Regions from separate parts of the Homo sapiens genome. Here region 1 is linked to region 2. Evidence: chromatin loops called from intact Hi-C (ENCODE). Cell type or tissue: OCI-LY7. All regions are shown on one strand.

Evidence for each region. A loop is a pair of places that touch in the nucleus more often than their neighbours do. Peaks named below come from ENCODE experiments on the same cell type or tissue, not always from the same donor. Only the 100,000 strongest peaks of a DNase experiment are listed, where the experiment ranks them.
Region 1: a loop joins it to region 2, with 2.7 times the contacts of the local background. A loop is called at or near these places in 54 of 110 quality-filtered maps.

The regions. Positions count from the first base shown.
Region 1 is chr4:56,420,196-56,428,195 of GRCh38, reverse strand. The region is part of intron 1 of PPAT (phosphoribosyl pyrophosphate amidotransferase); the gene reads left to right. It also overlaps a transcript of PAICS not described here. Among named protein-coding and RNA genes, the nearest start is that of PPAT, 11 kb to the left of the region's middle. RefSeq lists an enhancer at 2,108-2,793. In OCI-LY7, CTCF peaks have their summits at 2,861 and 3,062 (motif pointing left); a DNase peak (open chromatin) is centred at 3,075; H3K27ac peaks cover 627 bases.
Region 2 is chr4:56,833,130-56,841,129 of GRCh38, reverse strand. No RefSeq gene overlaps it. Among named protein-coding and RNA genes, the nearest start is that of SPINK2, 15 kb to the right of the region's middle. In OCI-LY7, a CTCF peak has its summit at 4,277 (motif pointing right); a DNase peak (open chromatin) is centred at 4,319.

The DNA of each region.
Region 1 (8,000 bases), 410 kb after region 2:
TTGATTATCATTCACTTAAAGCAACTGTGATGGCATAAAGTACCAAGAATACAATAATAACTTCAATATGAGTCAAAAGAAATTTTGTGTCCATATTCAAACAGTATATTCTAAAAATTATAAGACAGACTGTTCTCATTATTAGTGAGAAAATTTAGCTGCTTTTCATCATAGGTGATCTTCACTGGATATTTGTGAATATGGAAAGTCCCAGTGTTTACTAAATTTCTTTTAGTGAGAAGTGGGCATAGACATTTTCCTTCTTTCTCTACTGTATTCTCTACCAACTCAGGTATAAGGAAGCATTTTAGGTAATACACAATAGAGATCTTCTCTGTTAGACTTCATATATCAAAATGACATTTAAAATTTACCAATTTAGACCCTGCAGTGGACCCAGTATTATTTTGGGGTGATGATGTGCAGCAGGGGGTGACAGGGGGAAGGCATACTCCACAATGCTTTCTAACAGTGAGTTCCTCTCATCTTAAATTCTCCTAGGTTTTAATTCTGAATAATTTTTCAGCCTTATGAATTTTTTTTTTTTTTTTTTAAGAGACAGGGTCTCACTATGTTGCCGAGGCTGGCGTGGACCTCCTGAGCTCAAGCGATCCTCCTGCCTCAGCCTCCCAAGTAGCTGGCACTACAGGTGCCTACCACCATGCCTAGTGCCTCATGGAAATTTGAAAATGTGTTTAAATCACTCTTGTTGGATATAATTTTTAAAAGATGGTGATAGAAATGTAAAATGGTGAAGTCATGGTGGAAAACAGGTAGTTCCTCAGAAACTTTCAGCATATGCCATATGACCAAGCAATTCCACTCCTACATATAAACCCAGAAGAACTGAAAACATGTTCACATAAAAACATATACATGCTGTGGAAAAACAGTACTGCAGGTCCTAAAAAAATTAAACACAAATTACCATATGATCAACAATTTCGCTTCTGGGTATATACCCAAAAGAATTGAAAGCAGGGACTCAAGCAGATATTTATACATCCACATTCATAGCAGAGTTATTGATAATAGCCGAAAGGCAGAAACAACCCAGATAACCATCGATGGATGAATAAACAAAATGGTGTATCCATACAATGGAATATTAAAATGAAGGAAATTCTGATAAATGCTACAACATGGAGGAGCCCTAAAGATATTATAAGTGAAATAAGCCAGGCACAAATGGACGAATATTGTATGATTCCACTTATATGAGGTACCTAGAATAGTCAAATTCACAAAGATGGAAAGGAGAATAGTGGTCACCACAGGCTAAGGAGAGTTGGGATGGAGGAGTTATTGTTTAATGGCTACAGAAGTTTCAGTTTGGAATGATGAAAAAGCTCTGGAGATGGAGAGTGGTGATGTTTGCACAACAACGTGAACGTACTTATGGGTATAATGGTAAATATTTTATGTATATTTTACCAAAATGGGAAAAAAATTGTACCAGAATGTTCATAGCAACAGTATTCATAGGAGCCAGAAAATGGCAGTGACCCAAATGTCTGTCAGTTGATAAGTGGGAAAACAAAATATGGTATATCTGTAAATTGGAATATTATTCAGCCATAAAAAGGAATGAAATACTGATATATGCTACAACGTGGATGAACCGTGAAACAAAAGAAGCCAGACACAAAAATGTATATTGGAGGGTACCACTCATGTCCAGAATAGGCAAATTCTTAGAAACAGAAAGTTGGTTAGTGGTTGTCAGGGGTTACAGAGGTGTGGTCAAGCAGTTAAACTACTGATGGATATGGGGTTTCTTTCTTTTTTTTTTTTGAGACAGAGTCTTGCTCAGTCGCCCAGGCTGGAGTGCAGTGGTGTGACCACGGCTCACTGCAACCTCCGCCTCCTGGGTTCAAGTGATTCTCCTGCCTCAGCCTCCCGAGTAGCTGAGACCACAGGTGCGCGGCCACCACGCCCAGCTAATTTTTGTATTTTTAGTAGAGATGGGGTTTCACCATGTTGGCCAGGATGGTCTTGATCTCTTGACCTCGTGTTCTGCCTGCCTTGGCCTCCCACAGTGTTGGGATTACAGGCGTTAGCCACCGTGCCTGGCAGATACGGGATTTCTTTGTGGGGTGATCAAAATGTTCTAAAATGGGATACTGGTGATTATTGTATAACTGTGGATATACTAAAAACCACAGTTATACGCTTTAGTTGGGTGAATTTGATTGTATGTAAATCACATCTCAGAAAAGTTGCTGAGGTTTGAGAATAGAAAAGTAAAGACAAGTCAAGTGTAGAGGTTAATGCAGTGATGTCTGTGGGAAGTTATAAAGGAACTAAGGAAACATGAACTGCATTGTACGGAGCTTCCAAATCTTCCTCTAAGCCAGAGTTTTTATGATGTGATTGATTAAGTCATTGGCTGCAAGATGGAACTCAACCTCCAGCCCCACTCTCCTTCATGGAGGTCACACTGGCACAAAGCTCCAACCCTCATCACATGGTCGGTCTTTTTCGGTGACTACCCCCTATCCTGAAGCTATCTGGGAACCCACCTAGAGTAGCCTCATTAACACAACAAAGATGCCTCTGTCTCTGGAAGTTCCAAAGGTTGTTGATGCTTTGTGCCAGGAACAGGAGACCAAAACTAGATATATTCTTTATTATGCCACAGCTTCTTAAAAGTTTATTAAAATATTACCAACAGTACAAATTAGAAAAATCATGACTTCATAATAAACAAGTTGCCTGTATTTAAGATTAGCAGCATACCTATGTCTGAGCTTTCTTTTTTCACATTTGTAAGTCTTCGGTTTTCTGAAGTTTTAGTAATAAGTTCTTCTCTATCTGGATGTACTATTGGATTAAAATGAAAAGTTCTCAGTATTGTGTTTCATATGACTAAAGTGCATTAATTTATGTAATAATTTTACTGCTAAGATTATACAAATTATAATGCATGTAAAATATACAAAAGTGTTTAAATATTCCAGGTTTAAGGAAAATTACTTCCAATTTCTTTCTTTTGGAAGAGATAAATGAATTAGAAGAAAACATAATTCTTAGCGTACCCTTTGAGATGGTAACAGTAGATTCCTTAATGCCCCCTGCTGGCCATCTCATTGTGAACTTTTTGAATTTTGGAAATATGTTTTGCTACAACCAAAAGAAAAATGGGCATTTCTAGGGTTATTCTTAGATGAACATTGAGGTATTTCACTTGTGATTTTTAGGCTGAAGATCAGCGTGACCTCCTCTAATAGGATATATTTTACTACCATGAAACTTCTATGCTTATTTAAGTATGCTTGACTCCACCCCTCTGACCTAAAATAGGTTTAACTGTGACTGTCCTATACCAGAAAGCAGTGGCTTGCGGGAATACATAGATAATAAGGCATACCAGCTCATATAAATGGCAGCTGATATTGGAGCGGAATTAAGTCAATTTTGTTTCTCCTACTCAGAAGAGACAGGTAGGTGATAAGATTGTCAAACACAAATTTTCTCTTTTGGCAGAGTCCTTTCTCCTTTGATAACTTCTTGATTCCTTTTATCCTCTCTCGCTTATGCTTCAGACCAGGGAGAAAAATAAAATATGTTTTAGATCCAAAGATCTAGTTTATTCAATTTTCATGGGCCACTTCTTTTTACTTAACATAATAGGAATAGCCTGAGCAGTCTATGATTCTTCTCCGTGATTGATTTCCTTCATATTCCATTAGTCATTAATTTTTAAGTGATAATCTATCGGCATTAGCAAATTTTTCTTCCCTGAATGGAATCAAATTGAAACTTCTGTGTGAATCAGTCCTCTGCTGGTCTGAGCATGATAACCTAGCTACGGTTTCCAGTGCTGGCTATGCTTGAGAACCGTCTAAAAATACGGGTGCCTGAACTGACTCCAACCTGCTAGATCAAAACCTTCAGAAGTTCCAAATTGGGAACCACTCTAGATACTCAGAATCCAAGGGGTCTACAGCTGTAGCTGGATTTTCATTTGAAGTAAAGAAAAGCTTATGGCTTATAGCATACATTTAAGATAGGAAAGAGAATACTTTTGGGGGACTGGTTTTTTGGCCAGATATCAAAGTTAACAATATGGAGCTATTATTAATAATAGCAACTCCAATTTCAAAAATTCATCAGTGAAATACAAAAAATAAAAATGAAGTGACCTCTGTTTTTACATGTAAATACCCATCACTTTGTTGTTGTTTTAAAGAAAGACTATTTCATGTGAATTTTTTTCCCTGAAGATAAATAATTCATATTTTTATACCTCAATACTACGTTCTATTACATTCTTCCTAAGAGCGGAGTGGCAATTTGTGAATCAGTAGGTATATATTGCAGGTGTACCTAAAATCCTTGCCTGTTTAAGTTTTTTTCTTACGTATTTAGCTGCTGAGATCCTTGTGGGTTTATATCTTTGCTTTGAATTTTCATGTGACAGTTTAAAATAATATAATCTCTAGGATGACTATGCATTTGTCCTGTTTCACATTTTCTAAATATATTCCAAATATTTCATATTTGGCATGCAAACATGCCAAACAAAAAAAAAAACTTGTACTTTTGACTTAATCTTTTTCTTCTACATGTAAAAAATTATCTTGAGGTTGTACTTAAGTAAGTTTTCCAGAGGACTAACAAGCTAAAATCTTCTGAATACTAAAGCTCTTAACTTTTTAGATGGAAATCTTTTTTCCTTATTAAACAATGCAGTAATCTGATTTTCTTATTTTTTAAAATTTTATTTTTTATTTTTAGAGATGGGTTCTTGCTGTGTTGCCCAGGCTGGATTCAAACTCCTGGGCTTAAGTCATGCTTCAATCTTAGCATCCCAAGAAGCTGGGATTATAGGCATGTGCCAACTGCACCTGGCATAATTTGATTTTTAACTCTTAATGACAAAGGCCATAGCTGTGATGCCTATGGAAACCTAAGAATCTGTCCTGTCTGATAAACCAGAGAAATAAGTTTGCCAGGAGTATAGGAAATTTGATTAACTAGTTTGTTAAATTAACATTGAGCTTTACACTTTGTGAAGTTATATGAAGCTTTGGACTGACAGACTAGGTACAAGGTCTTTTTAACAGATATACTTCAGCTTGGGGGCTTGGTGATCTCCTCCTCCCCAGTTTTGGTTTGTGTAGAAGAGGCAAACTATCAGGTAGCAAGCACAAAATCTCACCTCCAAACCCTTAGTGCCCTATACCAGAGGGTAATGATTCTCAAACTTGCTTGCATCATTATAACCTGGAAGACTTGTTAAAACAGATTGCTAGGCCCCAACACCAGAGTTTCTGATTCTGGATGGGGCCCAAGAATTTGCATTTTGAGTAAGTTCTCAGTTAATGCTGATGCTGCTACACTTGGAGAAAAACAGCGATGGGGAACATTGCTTCCATTAATTATTTCCACCTTTCATTTATGTGTTTTGAGTTATGATCCAACAGTACTTCATATAATGTTATAACATAATTTCTTAGGTATGGTAGCGTCTATTAATATATAGATATAAAATCTAAAACCCATTATGAGGGCACCACTCTCATGACCTCATCTAAAGCTAGTTATCATTCAAAGGCCCTGTCTCCAAATACATCACATTGGGGGTTAAGGCTTCAATATATGAATATTGGTGGGAGGAACACAGTTCAGGCCATAGCAGTGTCTTATAATAGCATTTTATGTATATACTTTGTCACACACACACACACACACACACACACACACACACGTACAAAAAAAAAAAACCAGAATATTATTTTATGTGTGTCAAGACCTTGTTTTTTATCTGTATCTCCTATGTCTTCTGACTTATTACTGACTGAATCATCTTCAGCTACATCTCCAGCAATGACTGTATGAACATAAGGGGATATATATTGGCTTTTTAAATTTACTTCAGGATCGTGTTTTATTTATTTAGATTATTTATTTGTTTTTGAGGCAGAGTCTCACTCTGTTGCTCAGGCTGTGGTTCAGTGGTACGATTTTGGCTTACTGCAACCTCTGCCTCCCAGGTTCCAAGGATTCTCATTCCTCAGCCTCCCGAGTAGCTGGGATTACAGGCATGTGCCACCACACCTAGCTAATTTTTTGTGTATTTTTTAGTAGAGATGGGGTTTCACCATGTTGGCCAGGCTGGTCTCAAACTCCTGCCTCAAGTGATCCACCCACCTTGGCTTCCCAAAGTGCTGGGATTAGAGGCATGAGCCACAACGCCTGGCCCAGAATTGTGTTTTAAACTCTAATGCAGTATTTTCCTTTTTAAAGGGACCCTAATATTAAATATGATTAGTTAGATTCCCTACCCTTAAGCATCTTTTTGTCACTATAGATATTGGGTATGTATCTGAGTCTCTAACTAAGTCTTCTGACATAACTAATGGAATCATCTTTAGCTGCATCTCCAGCAATGACTGTATGAAGATATCATGCCACTGCTGTTGGGCTGCTTTATCTGTAGTCATCTAACTGGGGGAGATGTATAGTTCTCTAGCATACCAGTTTCTTTCTTGTCCACCAGCGAAATATTTTGAGATTTCTCACCAACATTTCCAGTCTTAACTGTCTGTGGTTCCCCTCTCTTCCCTAGACGCAGACTGTCTTACAATTGGGACTCATCATTTAAGCCAGATAATAAAATCCGGAGACACTGTGGTTAGTAGAGGTCTTTAAGACCATCTTGTCCACACCCCCCAATTTTGGAGTTAGGTCTACAGCAGCGGTCTCCAACCTTTTGGCACCAGGGACTGGTTTCACGGAAGACAATTTTTCCATGGACCAGGGGGTGAGGGGGCCATGGTTTTGGGAGGATTCAAGTGCATTACATTTATTGTGCACTTTATTTCTGTTATTATTACGTTGTAATATATAATGAAATAATTAAACAACTCACCATAATCTAGAATCAGTGGGAGCCCGGAGCTTGTTTTCCTGCAACTACATGGTCCCATCTGGGAGTGATGGGAGACAATGACAGATCATCAGGCATTAGATTCTCATAAGGAGCACACAACCTAGATCCCTTGCCTGCACAGTTCACAACAGTCTTCGTGCTCCAGTGTTCTAATCTAATGTGAGAATCTAATGTTGCCGTTGATCTGACAGGAGTCGCGGAGCTCAGGTCATAATGTGCATGATGGGGAGTGTCTGTAAATACAGATGAAGCTTGGCTCGCCCACCACTCACCTCCTGCTGTGCAACCCAGTTCGTAACAGGCCACGGACCAGTAAGGGTCCAGGTGTTGGGGACCCCTGGTCTAGAGAAGACACTTGGTTACTTCAAGCTTCCACAGAGCCTTACAACTTTGATTTCCTGAATCCTGGTCTAGAACTCATTCAGTTTATTTCATGCTATCATGTCTTAGTGTGTATGTACTGTATCTCAATCCTTTGGTTTAAATATACTTTAAAGACATTTATGATGGGTCTCAGAGAAATGTACTACTTCTAAGAAAGTCTCATGTATTTTATATTTTTCTAAGTTCTTCAATGCCCTTTTTCTATTTTACTCAATTTTACCACAATTAGTATGAAAATTTACTTTAACTTCTGCCATCTGGGGTTGCATATTTGCTTTATTAAAATTGATCTATTTTAAACTTTATTCTGGGAATCCAGTTTTATTTCCTCCTTTTTGTATAACTGTACTGTTTCTATTCTGGGGAAGATCAAATGTATACTAAATCTGTTTCATAATAAATTCAGCTAGCTTGTCAAATAGCATGTAATGAAACCTATTTAACTTACATATATAATATTCCTCTTATGGTACTGAACATTCTCAATACAGGTTGAGCATCCCTAATATGAAATCTGAAATGCTACAAAATTTGAAACTTTTTGAGCACCAACATGATGCTACATGTGGAAAATTATACACTTGACCTCATGTGATGGGTATAGTCAAAACTTTGTTTCATGCACAAAATTATTAAGAATATTGCATAAAATTAGCTTTAAGCTATATATATGAAACACATATGAATTTCATGTTTGGACTTGGCTCCCCTTTCTAAG
Region 2 (8,000 bases):
AGCACTTTGGGAGGCCAAGGGGGGTGGATCATCTGAGGTCGGGAGTTCGAGATCAGCCTGACCAACATGGGGAAACCCTATCTCTACTAAAAGTACAAAATTAGCCAGGTGTGGTGGCGCATGCCTGTAATCCCAGTTACTCAGGAGGCTGAGGCAGGAGAATCGTCTGAACCCGGGAGGCAGAGGTTGCAGTGAGCCAAGATTAGGCCATTGCACTCCAGCCTGGGCAACAAGAGCAAAACTATGTTTCCAAAAAAAAAAGAAAGAAAGAAAAGAAAAGAAATAAATGAATAAAAGCTAGGCATCATGGCATGTGTCATGTGGTTCTAGCTACTCAGGAGGGTCCCTTGAGCCCAGAAGTTTGAGGCTGTGGTGAGCTATGATTGAGCCACTGCACTCCAGCCTGCGCAACAGAGACCAGTCTCTAAAAATATATATATATTTTTAAGGAATCATTCTTTGTTCAATTACCCTCTGTTAAATTTAATTTGTCTAGAATTTTTCTTTTAACAGTTCTAATGTTGCTCCTCTCCCCTCCCTCCCCTTGCCAGAACTTTGCTCCTCAAAGTGTGATCCACCTTGGCCAGCAGCACTGTCCTCACTGAGAGCCTTATAGAAATGCAGAATCTTAGGCCCTACCTCAGGCTTTCTGCATCAGAATCTGCATTTTTGCTTTTTTTTTTTTTTTTTTTTTTTGCGACAGAGTCCAGCTCTGTTATCCAGGCTAGAGTTCAGTGGTGCAATCTTGGCTCACTGCAACCTCCGCCTCCTGGGTTCAATTGATTCTTCTGCCTCAGCCCCCTGAGCAGCTGGGATTACAAGTGCTCACCACCATGCCCAGCTAATTTTTGTAGTTTTAGTAGAGACGGGGTTTCACCATGTTGGCCAGGATGGTCTCAAACTCCTGACTTCAAGTGATCCACCCGCCTAGGCCTCCCAAAGTGCTGGGATTACAGGCGTGAGCCACCACGCCTGGGTTTTTTTTTGTTTGTTTGTTTGTTTTTTTTAGAGACATGGTTTTGCCATGTTGCTCAGGCTGGTCTTGAACTCCCAAGCTCAAGTGATCTGCCTGCTTCAGCCTCCCAAAGTGCTAGGACTACAGGCATGTGCTACCATGTCCAGCTATTTAAAAATACATATTTTTTATAGAGATGGGGGTCTCACTATGTTGCCCAGGCTGGTCTTAAAGTCCTTCCACCTTGGCCTCCCAAAACACTGGGATTACAGGCATGAGCCACCGCGCCTGGCCCAAGTTATAATAACTTTTTAAAAAATTGCTTACTGGTTGAGAACATATGCCCTAGAATTAAACTTCCTGGATTCCAGTTCTGGCTATGCTTTTCACTAGTTGGTGACCTTGAATATCTTGCTTAACTCCTCTTGGTTTCTTGATCTATAAAATGGGAATAATAATTATACATACTTCATACCTTTTTGGTTTTGGTTTTGTTTTTTGAGACGGTCTCATTCCCGTCACCCAGCCTGGATGCAGTGGCGCGATCATGGCTCGCTGCAGCCTCAAATTCCCGGGTTCGGGTGATCCTCAGCCTCCAGAGTAGCTGGGACCACAGACAGGTGCTACCACGCCCAGCTAATTTCTTGTCTTTTTAGTAGAGATGAGGTTTTTTTTTTTTTTTTGAGACAGTCTCGCTCTGTCACCCAGGCTGGAGTGCAGTGGCACGATCTCAGCTCACTGCAAGCTCCACCTCCCGAGTTGACGCCGTTCTCCTGCCTCAGCCTCCCGAGTAGCTGGGACTACAGGTGCCTGCCACCACACCCAGCTAATTTTTTTGTATTTTTAGTAGAGACGGGGTTTCACCATGTTAGCCAGGATGGTCTCGATCTCCTGACGTCGTGATCCGCCCGCCTTGGCCTCCCAAAGTGCTGGGATTACAGGCGTGAGCCACCGCACCCAGCCAGAGATGAGGTTTTGCCACATTGGCCAGGCTGGTCTTGAACTTCTGACCTCAAGTGATCCGCCCACCTCTGCTTTCCAAAGTGCTCGGATTATAGGCATGAGCCACCTTGCCTGGTTCAGGTTTTGTGAAGATTAAATTAGCTGATACCTATAAACAAACTGCTTAGGAGAATGTCTGACACATTTTGTGATGTTGGTTATAACTTATGTTAACGATACATGCCTTGTAGGATCCCCTACTTTGACCCTGATGCTCCCACTTTACTAGCTGCTGGACTTTCAACATTCTTCTTAAAATTCTCTAAGTCTTGGCTTCTTATCTGTAAGTGGGAATAATAAACCAGATAATACTTACCATATTAGATTGTAATGGAGAATAAATTAGATCATTCATGTACAGTGCTTATAATAAGTGCTTGATAATATGAAGCGTTAATTTTTTTTTTTTTTTTTTTTGAGATGGAGTCTTGCTCTGTCTCCCAGGCTGGAGTGCAGTGGCATGATCTCGGCTCACTGCAGCCTCTGCCTCCCAGGTTCCAGCAATTCTCTGCTTTAGCTTCCTGAGTAGCTGGGATCACAGGCATGTGTCACCACGCCCAGCTAACTTTTTGTATTTTTACTAGAGATGGGGTTTCACCATGTTGGCCAGGCTGGTCTTGAACTCCTGACCTCAAGTGATCTGCTTGCCTGGGCCTCCCAAAGTGCTGAGATTACAGGGGTGAGCCACCCCACTCAGTCAAAAAAAGTTTTTTTGTAAGATAGGGTCTTGCTACGTTGCCCAGGCTAATGTTCTTCCTGGGTTCAAGTGATCCTCCTGCCTCAACCTCCTGAGTAGCTAGACTACAGACACTCCACCCAGCTAATTAAAAAAAAAAATTTTTTTTTTGTAGAAACAGGGTCATGCTATATTGCCCACGCTGGTCTCAAACTCCTGGCCTCAAGCATCCTCCTGCCTTGGCCTCGTAAAATGCTGGGATTACAAGTATAAGTCACCACGCCTGGCCTAATACGAAGGTTTTTTTTTTTTTGAGACAGAGTCCTGCTCTGTCACCCAGGCTGGAACGCAGTGTCGTGTTCTCAGCCCACTGCAACCTCCGCCTCCCAGGTCCAAGCAATTCTCCTGCCTCAGCCTCCTGAGTAGCTGGGATTACAAGCACCTGACATGATGCTCAGTTAATTTCTTTTTTTTTTTTTTTTTTTGAGATGGAGTCTCGCTCTTATTGCCCAGGCTGGAGTGCAATGGCACGATCTTGGGTCACCGCAACCTCCATCTCCTGGGTTCAAGCGATTCTCCTGCCTCAGCCTCCCAAGTAGCTGGGATTACAGGCATGCACCACCATGCCCGGCTAATTTTTGTATTTTTAGTAGGGATGGGGTTTTCTCCATGTTGGTCAGGCTAGTCTTGAACTCCCGACCTCAAGTGATCCACCTGCCTCAGCCTCCCAAAGTGCTGGGATTACAAGTGTGAGCCACTGCGCCTGGCCCAATTTTTGTATTTTTAATAGAGATGGGGTTTTGCCATGTTGGCCAGGCTGGTCTTGAACTCCTGACATCAAGTGATCTGCCCGCCTCAGCCTCCCAAAGAGCTGGGATTACAGGAGTGAGCCACCATGCCCGGCCTTATTTATTTAATTATTTTGAGATGGAGTCTCGCTCTTTCGCCCAGGCTGGAGTGCAGTGGCACAATTTTGACTCACTGCAACCTCCACCTTCCCAGGTTCAAGCCATTCTCCCACCTCAGCCTCCAGAGTAGCTGAGGCTTGCGCCTCCACAGGTTTGCGCCACCACACCTGGCTAATTTTTATATTTTTAGTAGAGAAGCAGTTTCACCATGTTGGCCAGGCCGGTCTTGAATTCCTGAGGTCAAGTGATCTGCCTGCCTCAGCCTCCCAAATTGCTGCGATTACAGGCGCGAGCCACCGCGCCCGGCCTGAAAGTTTTTTTATTTTTATTTTTTTATTATTATTATTTTTTGAGACAGAGTTTCGATCTTATTGCCCAGGCTGCAGTGCAATGGCACGATCTCGGCTCACCGCAATCTCCACCTTCCGGGTTCAAGCGATTCTCCTGCCTCAGCCTCCCGAGTAGCTGGGACTACAGGCATATGCCACCACGCCCGGGTAATTTTGTGTTTTTAGTAGAGACAGGGTATCGCCATGTTGATCAGGCTGGTCTCGAATTCCCCTCCCAAAGTGCTGGGATTACAGGCGTGAGCCACTGTGCCCTGCCTTAAATTTTTTAATAAGTTAAAACAAACTGAATAACAATGTCTATTTCACAGGTTACTGTGGAGATAAAATGAGAGTACTTTGAAAACTTTAATTTGAAAGCTTTACCACTAAATGATGCACTAGTTATGTCAATCCATTTCCACTAGATGGCAGTAGACATCGCCAAAACCAGCTTAGCTCTACTAGCTGCTGGAGAACGTACATTTTTAGGAAATGACTTAACTGGTCTTGTTTTTGTGACTATATTGAAATGTGGTTGGAGTTTTTGTATGATTTCAAATGCATGAACTACCTGCTTGAGCTTAGAAATATTTTTGTTTGATGTGGATTGTGAAAAATGATTATTCTTAGTATAGAGCCTGTTCCATACCCCTCTCCCTCAGTTTCCATCTTCATCTTTGGATGTGCACATCTTTGTTTTTTATTTTTGCTTTTGAGACAGAGTCTTACTCTGTTGCCCAGGCTGGAGTGCAATGGCGTGATCTCGGCTTACTGCAACCTCTGCCTCCTGGATTCAATCGATTCTCCTGCCTCCACCTCCTGAGTAGCTGGGACTACAGGTTTGTACTAATATGCCTGGTTAACTTTTTGTATTTTTAGTAGAAACAGGATTTCACTATATTGGCCAGGCTGGTCTCAAACTCCTGGACTCAAGTGATCTGCCCGCCTCGGCCTCTCAAAGTGCTGGGATTACAGGCATGAGCTAATGTGCCTGGCCCCATCTTCATTTTTGGATGTGCACATCTTTGGAAGTGCTTTAACCCTACCCCCTTTTTACTCAAAGTATGGTCCAAAGACAAGCAGCAGCAGCTTAACCTGGGAGCTTGTAGACAGGTGGAATTCTGGGCCTCGCCCTAGACTCACTGAATCTGAGTGATTCATATGGACATCAAAGTTTGAGAAGAACTGCTTTAGCCACATGGAGTCTCTTGGAATTCTCTAAAGGAGTCACGCTCGCCTTTGCACATGCTGATCTTCCCAAGTCAGAAATACCCCTTTCTCTATCTGCTAGGCAAGCTAGCCTCTTATTTACCCTTCTTATTTAACTAATCATCAGGGAACCGGCAAAAGAAGAAAGATAGGGGAGACTGGTAAATATATAGTCAGTGGGAAAAAGAATGCTGGGATAAGACTGCAATATGAAATATAACACTGCTTAATATTCACAGAGCAATGAAATGGCAACCTTTGGAGATATCTTTTCTTTCTTTCTTTTTTTAAACAAGAGTCTCGCTTCTTCGTTCATGCTGGAGTGCAATGGCGCGCTCTTGGCTCACTGCAATCTCCACCTCCTGGATTCAAGCAATTCTCCTGCCTCAGTCTCCCCAGTAGCTGGGATTACAGGCATGTGCCACCAAGCCTGGCTAATTTTTGTATTTTTAGTAGAGACTGGGTTTCACCCTGCTGGCCAGGCTGGTCTCAAACTCCTGAAGTGATCCACCTCAAGTGATCTACCCGCCTCGGCCTACCAAAGTGCTGGGATTACAGGCGTGAGACACCGCACCTGGCCTGGAGATATCTTTTCTACCCAACAAAATCATTTGCCACTTATTTTCCATAAGCTAACATCTAACTTTACAGACTCCGGACCCTATCAATGGTAAATAAATGAAATGAAATGACTTCCTCTACAATCAGACAACTTCCATGCCGGCCTTTTAGACAGTACTCTAGTATGACTTTGAAAGGACATATTTGGGCCGGGCGCGGTGGCTCACGCCTGTAATTCCAGCACTTTGGGAGGCCGAGGCGAGCGGATCACAAGGTCGAGAGATCGAGACCATCCTGACCAACATGGTGAAACCCTATCTCTAATAAAAATACAAAAAATTAGCTGGGCGTGGTGGTATGTGCCTGTAGTTCCAGCTACTCAGGAGGCTGAGGCAGGAGAATTGCTTGAAACCACCGGAAGGCGGAGGTTGCAGTGAGCCAAGATCATGTCACTGCACTCCAGCCTGTGCAACAAGAGCGAAACTCTGTCTCAAAAAAAAAAAAAAAGGACATATTTGGAGGACACATTAGGATAATTTTTCTTTTTTTTTTTTTTGAGATGGAGTCTGTCTCTGTCACCCAGGCTGGAGTGCAGTAACGTGATCTTGGCTCACTGCAACTTCTGCCTTCCGGTGGTTTCAAGCAATTCTCCTGCCTCAGCCTCCCGAGTAGCTGGGACTACAGGTGCCCACCACCACGCCCGGCTAATTTTTTTGTATTTTTAGTAGAGATGGGGTTTCACTGTGTTAGCCAGAATAGTCTCGATCTCCTGACCTCATGATCCACCCACGTTGACCTCCCTAAGTGCTGGGATTACAGGCTTGAGCCACTGCGCCTGGCCGGATAATTTTTCTTAAATGTTTAAACTTGGTGCCAGAGGCAATATGGAGCATACATGTTGGGTTGCCAACTTGATCCACAATTGAATTTGAATTATGTTAGCTTCAGGGGTAAAGTTTCTATCTACATCACAGAGCTGAATGGTAAGGAAAACCATATTGAATTAGGCTTGTCTTTTAATTTTTTGTAGAGATGGGACTCTCACAATGTTGCCCAGGTTAGTCTCAAATCCTGGCCTCAAGCGATCCTCCCATCTCCGCCTCCCAAAGTGCTGGGATTAGAACACCCAGCCAAATTCTATGTTTTGACCACTGTATTTTCCTAGCTGTTTTCCAGCTAATCAGAAGCACATACAAGTCAAAAATACCCAGAACACATAATTTCACAATACCTTGTAGAAAGCAGGGCAAGAACGGTTATATTAACATGTAATTCTAAGTCATATAATTGTTTTGTTTATGGTGAGCATATTTTGTAAAATAATTGGGATGCCTACTGCCTACTCTGACAAAAGTTGTTTTAATTTTTCTCATAGAAACTTGGGAATCTTTTAGTTGAAAGTTTCACAAATGTCTAAACATTAAATTACATTATGTTTAAATTGCCCTTCATTGTAGAATATAATAAAATTACCTATTCTTTTTTTTTTTTTTTTTTTTTTTTTTTGAGAAGGAGTTTCGCTCTTGTTGCCCATGCTGGAGTGCAATAATGGCCAGATCTCAGCTCATTGCAATCTCTGCCTCCTCCCAGGTTCAAGCAATTCTCCCGCCTTAGCCTCCTGAGTAGCTGGGATTACAGGCATGCGCCACCACGCCCGGCTAATTTTGTATTTTTTTTTTAGTAGAGATGGGATTTCTCCATGTTAGTCAGGCTGGTCTCAAACTTCTGACCTCAGGTGATCCTAACTGCCTACGGCCTCCCAAAGTGCTGGGATTACAGGCCTGAGCCACCGCACCCGGCTAAAATTACCTATTCTCAATACTTAGACTTAAGGCCACTACGATTTACTAGATCAGCATTAATTACTCAGGTTCATTTAAATCATGATGATGTTAAAGAAGGAAAAGAGAATCTGTATGCTCAGAATATTTTGAATTATATACCTTTATGGCCGGGCACACTGGCTCATGCCTATAATTCCAGCCCTTTGGGAGGCCAAGGAAGGGGAATCACTTGAGGTCAAGCCAACATGGTGAAACCTCATCTTTACTAAAAATACAAAAATTAGCCAGGTGTGGTGGCACAGGCCTATAGTCTCACCTATTCGGGAGGCGGAGGCATGATGAGAATTGCTTGAACCCGGGAAGTGGAGGTTGCAGTGAGCCGAGATTGTGCCACTGCACTCCAGCCTGGGGAACAGAGCGAGACTCCATATCAAAACAACAACAACAACAACAAAACCCAAAAAAACGAAGGCCGGGCGCGGTGGCTCACGCCTGTAATCCCAGCACATTGGGAGGCCAACACAGGTGGATCATGAGGTCAAGAGATCGAGACCATCCTGGCCAACATGGTAAAAT